Regions from separate parts of the Homo sapiens genome. Here region 1 is linked to region 2. Evidence: chromatin contacts called from ENCODE Hi-C or POLR2A ChIA-PET data. All regions are on one chromosome and are shown on one strand. Each heading gives the region's core, a stretch centred on a gene start or an enhancer-like site at or near the end of the contact. The rest is flanking DNA. Distances are from core to core; before and after follow the strand shown.

Evidence for each region. Hi-C counts contacts between places; a loop is a spot of excess contacts on that map. ChIA-PET counts read pairs that join two places held with the same protein, here RNA polymerase II (POLR2A). Pooled maps may share reads with other maps.
Region 1: a loop to region 2 is called in a map of OCI-LY7, with 2.3 times the contacts of the local background. The contact joins the promoter of SPATA7 here to the promoter of KCNK10 in region 2. A Hi-C loop is called at or near these places in 6 of 168 maps with a recorded cell type or tissue (Caco-2, OCI-LY7, dorsolateral prefrontal cortex and 2 more), 14 of 37 single-sample maps with no recorded cell type and 5 of 50 pooled maps. POLR2A ChIA-PET finds 5 or more read pairs at or near these places in 2 of 52 experiments (HEK293T and activated CD4-positive, alpha-beta T cell).

The regions. Positions count from the first base shown.
Region 1 is chr14:88,382,741-88,387,129 of GRCh38, forward strand. It overlaps SPATA7 (spermatogenesis associated 7), which reads left to right and starts at 2,917. Exons shown (of 12, transcript NM_018418.5): 1 at 2,917-3,097. The coding sequence starts at 3,079. RefSeq lists enhancers at 2,600-2,679, 2,710-2,779, 2,790-3,109.
Region 2 is chr14:88,320,677-88,324,924 of GRCh38, forward strand. It overlaps KCNK10 (potassium two pore domain channel subfamily K member 10), which reads right to left and starts at 2,593. Exons shown (of 7, transcript NM_138317.3): 1 at 2,071-2,593. The coding sequence starts at 2,122. RefSeq lists enhancers at 1,939-2,598, 3,171-3,230 and a silencer at 2,881-3,120.

The sequences.
Region 1 (4,389 bases), core at 1,667-4,166, 62 kb after region 2:
GCTCTGTGTCCCCCTCCAAATTTCATGTTGAACTGTAATCCCCATGTTGGGGGAGGTACCTAGTGAGAGGTAATTGGATCATGGGGGTGGATTTTCCCCTTGTCGTTCTCATGATAGTGAGTTCTCATGAGATATGTTTGTTAAAACATGTGTAGCACTTTCCTCTTCGCTCTCTCTCCCTCCTACTCTGCCATGTGAAGAAGCTACTTGCTTCCCCTTTGCCCTTCCACCATGATAGTGTTTCCTGAGGCCTCCCCAGCCATGCTTTCTGTACAGCCTATGGAACTGTGAGTCAATTAAACCTCTTTTCTTCATAAATTACCCAGTCTCAGGTAGTTCTTTACAGTAATGTGAGAATGAACTAATAGACTGCATAACATCTGACTCCCTGCCCCTGTATCCTTCCAAATTACTTTTGTTGTTGGGGCCACAGAGCCATCACACACACTTCAACATGCCTCCAATTTTGAATCATTGTCTGCCTACCCTGGGTTTTAGGAAAACAGGGGTTCAAGCGTTATTATAACCGGGTTTCTGATTTATTTCTCCTTCCTTGTTACAGAGTTTCTGACTTACTCCCTCAAGCCTGAATTCCCTGATACCCAGCTCTGCTGAGATAGGAATCTCAGAAGAGAGAAAGCTAACATTTATTGAATACATTCTTTTATTTGCCAGGCACTGTTAATTCTTTTAACTATAAAATTAGTAGCATCATTTTTTCATCCCAAGCAACAGAGAGGTAGACTGTTGATGAAAAGAGTCAAACTCTGTAAAATATTTTTAGAGATTTATTCTGAGCCAAATATGAGTGACCCTCAGGAGGTCCTGAGAACATGTGCCCAAAGTGGTTGAGGTGCAGCTTGGTTTTATACATTTTAGGGAGGCATGAGACATCAATCAAATAAGAAATACATTGGTTTGGTTCAGAAAGGTGGGACAACTCAATGAGTATGTAAATTTAAACATTTCCTGGTTGACAATTGGTTGAGTTTATCTGAAGGCCTGGGATCAATAAAAAGGAAATGTTGGGGTTAAGATAAAAGATTGTGGAGACCAAGTTTATTGTGCAGAGGAAGCTCTCAGTATAGCAGACCTCAGAGAGAGAGCAGATTGTAAAATTTGTCTTGTCGGACCTAAAAGGGTGCCTGGCTCTTAGTTGGTTATCTCCTGGATTTGGAAAGGAAAGAAGGAAAACAAAGGGGAAAAGAGATTCTCTATAGAATGTGGTTTTTTCCCACAAGAGATTTTGCAGGGCAATTTCAAGATATGGCAAGGAAATATATCTTGGGGTTAAATATTTTGATTTTTTTTTCCTTGTCTCATAATATTATGCCAGAATCAGATTGGAAAGTAAGTCATGGTATATAGAGTCAAATAAAACCCATCTGATAAGAATTTATGGTTTCTAGGGCATGACTCCCTAGACACCTTAGATAGGAATTTGGGCAAGATAAAAAAATTAGAGCTTAGTCCTCAACTCTACAGAAGAAAATGACATTTACCCAGGAATGGGCATTGCAATAGGAATATGCGTGCCATGGCAAACTGTTTGCATATTCAAGGAATTAAAGGAAAAAAAAGTTTTTTTAAAAAATAAAAAAAGGAGAGGATTACATAATTGTTTTGAGGTAATTAGCCTTGGCTCCAAGCATCAATAACAAGGGTGATGTCAGTTCAAGGTTGGACAGACAATTGCTGGACAGATGTCCTCATAGAAGTATCTTTTTGGGTAAGGTGGAGGTCTTTGTGCAAGGTTGTGGTTTTCGCAGTATTTTGTGATAGTTTTATTATCAGGCATTCATGGATGAGAACTCTCCTTCATGGCCTTCTCCAGTTCCACTTGTCAGGTTTTCTAACACATGTGACTCTATTTTTGATTCTGACAACTTTCACAATCTACATTAGAAAAGAGAAAACTGGGGCTCAGAAAGTTTTAGAAACTAATTCAAGATCAAGCTGGTAAGTAGCAAAAAATTTAGAATTAAGTTCTACATATCTGGTTCCAAAACCAGGACTCTTTTCATTACAGCAGTGGTTCTCAACAGAGTTGCGATTTTGCCCCCCAGGGAATATTTCACAATGTCTGGAGACATTTATGACTGTCAGGATTGGAGGTGGAGTGGGTGGGGTCTGCTTCTGAGAAGCTACTTGCTTCTAGTAAACGGAGGACAGGGATGCTACAAAACAGTTCATAGGGACAGCACCCCCACAACAGAGAATTATACAACCAGCCCAAAATGTCAATGGACATTTGGGCTGAGAAGTCTTACATGACAGAATGCTTCCTACCCTGATCTGACGTTATTTCCAAGGATTCAAAGGTAACTGCTTCAAAATTAAACAAATTATAGAAAGCCATCAATAAATCAACCCCTTATTCATGTTGCAGCTCTCTTCCATTATAAATAAAAATGGATTGAAACTTACGATAAAAGGGAGGCAGGGACAGGAGCGGGGAAGCTTGGCGAGCAGAAAGGAAATTCAAACTTATTATTAAGGTTAAGAATTAAGATGTAAATATGTAGATGTTTTTCACCCCTAGGATTTTCACTAATCCAAAAGTTCACGGACTGCTTTGAAATTTAATTATTTGGAACTGGTTAAATGTTACCCTGACCTCAGCTAACATTTGTGTTTCACTTTTCTCCGGGACCCAGGGGACGTGGATGCCAGATGAGTCCACCTCCTCTCCCTGCTCTTCCCGCAGGGACAGAGCCTGCCAGGTGCTGGTGACTCGGATCCTGACAGGAGGTCGCTCTGCGGAAGACTGGCAGGATCCCAGAGCAACAGACTGGGGCTCGATGCCCCTTCCCCGCCAGGTCTCTCCGTCCGCAACTGTCCTCCTAGTACCGGGTATCCCGCAGGCGGGGCTGCGGAACGCACGTCCCCTGCGCCGTGACGTCACAATAGCGACTCACTGGACCCAGCCCTTAGCAACGGCCTGGCAACGGTTTCCCTGCTGCTGCAGCCCCCGTCGGCTCCTCTTTTCCAGTCCTCCACTGCCGGGGCTGGGCCCGGCCGCGGGAAGGACCGAAGGGGATACAGCGTGTCCCTGCGGCGGCTGCAAGAGGACTAAGCATGGATGGCAGCCGGAGAGGTAAAGGGCAGCTGTCAGGGGCTACCGCCGCCTCGCCCCTCGCTCCAGGCGGCGCTCCCAGCCTCGGGTCCGGGCAGCTGAGTGCAAGGCCGCCCCTTGGGGCGCTTCCTACCCCTGGCTGAGTCGCCAGTGTTGCCTGGAGCTGCCCAGGCCTGCGCAAAGGAAGAGGGAGAGCCTGCTTGCCAGCCTCGCAGGTCCGCTTCTTTGCCCTGAATTTGTCGCCCTGACACCAGGGGCCCCTGTCTCCTGAACTCAGGGTCGTGCAGCCTTTAAAACCTCAGTAGCTCCCAGGCAGAGGAACCAGGTTTGGTCTTTGGAGTCAGACCTCCCCGGGCCCCAAATCAAACCCCTCTGCTCTCCATGGAGACGACCCTCAGTTTTCTTATCTCTTGAACGTGAGGGTCAAATACCCAGGCCATGGAGTTCTTGAGGATTAAATGCAGATAATATAGAGAAGATCCTGGCGCATTTGAAGTGGTCAGTAAATACGAAATCTCCCAGTAACGAACTACCTCCCCCAAAGCTACTGAGTAACCCAGGGTTTCTGTAACTTTCTGTGAATAGGAATCCCCTCAGGGTCATGTTAAAATGCAGATTATGATTCAGTAGGTCCCTTGGGGGTGGCTGAGATTTTGCATTTATAATAAATTCCAAGTAATGCGGTGTTGCTGGTCAGCGGACTGCAGTTTTAGCAGCAATCCGTACTCACCATATACACCTGTTCTCTACTGATTTCTTGAGTCAGGTGGACATCATGTGGTGGGGTTGGGGGTGGGGAAATACAATCTTAAATATCTACAAATCGGCCCAAACCAAATAATTTGCATTTTCACACTTTCTGAGCCAGTATCATTCTTTCCTCGAGTCAAATGAGGCAATCTTTATAGACTCCCCGCCCCTCCCAATTCAGTGTTTTTATCTATTTAAAAGACTGCCTTTAAACCAAGCTGCTAGATGATTCCTTGATGTCTTTCTTTGAATGAGTCTGCCTTTATTATATAGTCATTGATCAAAATAAGTGCTACTCCGAATGTAGGAGATAACTATTCATTGATCAGCAAACTATTCTGACACTTCACCAACCTAGGTTTCAGAAAAAGCAAATCAAAACGCTTTATGATCTTAAGAAATTTTGCATATAAACTAACATTAAACCCTTGCTATGTACTAGGAACTATTTCCAAATTATCTCATTTAATGTACAAAAATACCTTGATAGGCATTAGCCTTATTTCATAGTGAAGAAACTAAAGCAAAAGATCACAAATAACTTGCCAAGATCACAGCGGCAG
Region 2 (4,248 bases), core at 1,343-3,842:
TCCTCTACAGCTCTCTACTCCGTCCGCTTCTCCATGCCCACAGCAACCACCCTGGCCCATGCTACCATTGTATCTGGTCCCCTACATCCACAAGAGCCACACAGCACTTGTTTTGAAACTTAGCTCAAATCATGTCACTCCTCGTCTTGAAACTCTTCATTGGCTTTAGATAAATACTATACTCTTCCAACCCCACAATGCTACCCCACCTCCAACAACACAGGGCTTGGAGGGGGGCGTCTCGCCTGTGGATCCCCCAGTCATATCTCAAAACACAAGCCCTCTTGCTCTCTGCTAGGGATAAATACATTTTTCAGGGATTTCCCAAAAGAAAGCCAAGGCATACTTCCGTATTTCCAGAGGTTTCAAATAGAGACAAAATGAAAGGTTTGTGCTGTATTTACAGTATAACAGCCTGGGTGTTTAAAAAAGGCAATACCTCTTCACTCACTCTGCCATAGCCATGGGAACCTCCTTTCAGTTCATCATATACACATACCTCTTCTGCCTCAGGCCCTTTGCACTTGCTGTTCCCTCTTCTGCAACAATTCCCCTCCTCCTTAGACAATTAACTCCTATACATCCTCCAGGCCTAAGTCCAAGTGTCATGTCCTCAGGGAAGCCTTCTCTGGTCCTTGTCAATCTCTTCTATCAGACACTTTCTTAAACCTCTGATGCTCTCCCTGGAGCATACATAAACTTTGAATTATGCATTCCTCCATGGAATTGATTTAGGTCTGTCTCCCTCACTGTAAACTCCAAGTCAGAGCTTTTATCTTTCCTGTTCTGACTGTATCTCCAGAGCTTAGGACAGTGTTTAGCATGTAATAGGTATTTAACAAATATGCTTTTCAGGGATTCTCCCCCCAAAAAAGCAAAGGCACACCTCCATATTTCCAGAGATTTCAAGTAGAGACAAAATAGAAGGTTTGGGCTGTATTTAAGATGTAACAGCCTCAGTGTTTTAAAAAGGCAGTATCTCTTCACTCACTCTTCAATAGCCAGTCAATTCCTAAGACATTTACTCAACAAATAAGATGGTTTCTTCTTTCCAGTCTGGAGAAAAAGAAGAAATGCGCTCATAAAGAACATTAAACACACACGCACCCCAAATAAACAAATTTCAATTCCAATACACACAGAGGCGTTGCCTAGCCTGACACAGTCGTCAGATGAGCTACAAGAAATGCTAAAGAGCATTCTTGTCACAACTGGACACGCGGTTCCAACTTGTTCTGCTCTCATACTGATCACTCCCTTGGAGCCTTAACATCTGTATGCTAATTACAGACACGGTGGCCGACGCTAGGCACACACAAATCCGTCTTAATCCCTCCCTTTTGCGTGGATGAAACCTGGTCCAACATTCGTAAAAGCATGCAAACCACACCATTGCTTGGGCGGGCACACTTCGTGCCCCTCCCCTATGCCTTGCCAGCCCCACCCTTCTCACAAACCACCCCTCCTCCTGCTTCTACTCTGACCTGAGCCTAACTAGCTGCTAGGTTTGGTAATAAGATTGAACGAAGACTCAGGAGGCCCTGTGGGCTCCATTATTCTGCATGCCCTGCGAGAACGGCCCACCCCTAGGGACGGCTGCTGCAACTCGAGCCCCACTTGCTGCCAGGAAACCTTTCCCACTGAGGACACCCGGGCATGCGGCGCAGCTCCAGGTCCAGGGGGAAGCACCCCACCCATCTGCCAGAGAGACAAAGATCACCAGAAACAAAGGACACACACACACACACACACACACACACACACTCGCACACTCAAAGTCAAAAGCAAATACCGACACTTGCAATTTCAAACCAAACAGTCGGCTTGGTCTATCTAAATAGATCTGGAGACAATCTAGGAGGGACAATGATTATGTGGTAATGACAGGCACTATCTGGGTTCGGAACCCACGCTGCCTCCGCCCTCCTCCCACCCGCGCTGCAGTTCCCAGGCGCATTTCCCAGCCTCAGGACACACGCTGCCAGAAGCAAGAGTGCTTCCACTCAAGGAAGCGCGCACACGCCGGAGACAGAGGCAGGGCGAGGGCAGCCAAAAGTAGGAAACACCCACCTTTAGGATCCCAGTTCACCTGTTTTCTTGGCGTCTCGATTGGAAATTTCATTGCTTCGTTGCCCAGAAGGGGAAGAAATGAAAAGAACCCAAATAATAATAAAGTCCTCAAGCTTTACACGCCTCGGTTTAGCAGTCCAACAAAACAATTTCCGAGGATGGGGGAGCCTTGGACTGGCTCGTGGAGGAACCCCAGAAAAAGACAGGTGGGAAAATATTAGCTTGGGGGAGAACTGGAGAGGGCTTGGGTGTTTGCACCGGCCAGGGGGTGGCCGGCCGCGGCCCCGTGGGTAAAAGAAAAAGTAAGATCGGCGAGGGGTGGATGAAAGGATGGAGAGGAAGGCTTGGGGAGATGGAAGAGCCAAGCTGCTTCCCAAAAGCGGTGCCGGCAGGTTAGGGGCTGCGCAGCCTGAAGGCTGGGGCTACGGAGAAGCCCACTGCAGTGTCACTCCAGCCCCCGAAGGCGTGTGCGCACACACTCCCGCACACACACACCCGCACACACACTCCCGGGCGCGCGCTTGGGCGGGCACGTCAGCCTCGCTCGGCCGCGCTGAGCGCACACGCCCCACCCCGGCCGCGGCTCCTCGCCCCCGGCGACGCCCCCCACTTCCCGCTCCCCGAAAGCCATTGGATGTAGGGGTGGCGCGGCGCCCGGGCAGCGCGCGGCGAGGGCGACCCTCCCCGCGGCGCGCCCCAGACGCCGCGCCCCGGCAAGAGGGAGCAGGGCGAGCAGCGGACCGAGGCTCCCAGCTGGGAAGGCGCGCTGAGCCCCCGGCACCCGGCTCGGGGCAGCGGGAGGCGGTCGCGGACTTGCCCGCGGGGCGGCGGGAGGCGGTGGGCGGTGGCGGGGAAGCCGCGGAGGGGCGGGGAACGAGCGGTGGGCGCGCCGCTACTTACTGGCTCGGCCGGCCGGCGGGCGGGCGTGGAGGCGGCAGCGGCGCGCTTGCTGGAGTTGCAGCCGGAGACACGCTTGGTTGCCTGGAAGGCGCTGCAGGAGGCGGAGGAAGGGCCGCTGCGGCTCCGCCGCAGACCTCGGCCTCCGGGTCACCTCTTCTCACCGCTCTCACCCTGAGCTCTCCCTCCTTCTCTTTTCTCACTTCATTTTTTTTCCTCCCGCGTCTGGCTCTCTCGCCTGAGTCCCGAACCCACGTCCCCGCCGCACTCCAAGGAGGCCCGTGCCAGCCATGAGCCTTTTGTTCTGGGACCGCTCCGCATCTGCTGCGCTCTCCCCGCCCGGGGAAGCTCGCTCCCAAGGCACAGCTTGGTCCCTTCCCCAGCTACCTGCAGCCGGACTGGGGCCGCTGGTCGTTGGCTGGAAAGGAGGCTTGAGAGAGGCACGGGGGCCCCCGGAGGAAAGCGGAGTTGCCAAGACCCGGCAGCTCCCGGAAGCGGCGGCCCCGGGATCCTGGGACCAGCAGGGCAGATGCGAAGGGACCCAGACCTGTTCCCGGAAAGGGGCTAAACCTGGAGCATTCGTCTAACGCCCTCTCACTGCCCCTGCTTGAAGCCCCACAGGGGTTTGTGGTGGGGCCTCAGTCTTCAGAAAAGCCAGGTGGTGCTGAGGTGCTCTTGAACGGGTCACTCCGAGTATCAACATGAATGATGCTGACAAATTGCTTCGGATGCCTCGCAACGGAGCCTTACACGTAGTAGGTGCTCAAGAAATACTTGCTAAATGAAGACATGAATTGCATGCTGCAGTGTTGGATAGGAAGTAGTTTAAACCCCTACTCTGGCTTCCAGATAAGGTTACTAAAATTTGTTGTTCATTCAACATATATATTGAACCCCTTCCAAGTGCCATCACTGTGCTATGTGCTGGCCATATGGCAGAGAACAAGACAGAGATCTTGCCTTCATGGGGCTTACTATCTAGTGCCATAAGGTCCTGTTAGATTGTTGTTGCCTTTACTTACGCATAGAAATTGCCCAGCTCATTCCTATGCCTGCCAGCTGGGGTCCTAAAATCCCACACTAGCAGCTGATCTCTAAGTTGCATGCTACTCTACGGCACCTTGAGGCTTCTGGGGAGCCCTATGTCAGCAGCATCTTTCTCACCATCCATCCGTCACTATCACATCAAGGTTTCTGAGTCCAAGAGCAAGACCTACAGAGGTCCGCTGTGGTCTGTGGGAAAGGTGAGTGCTTTGTCACTGGGCTGTCACAGGCACCCCA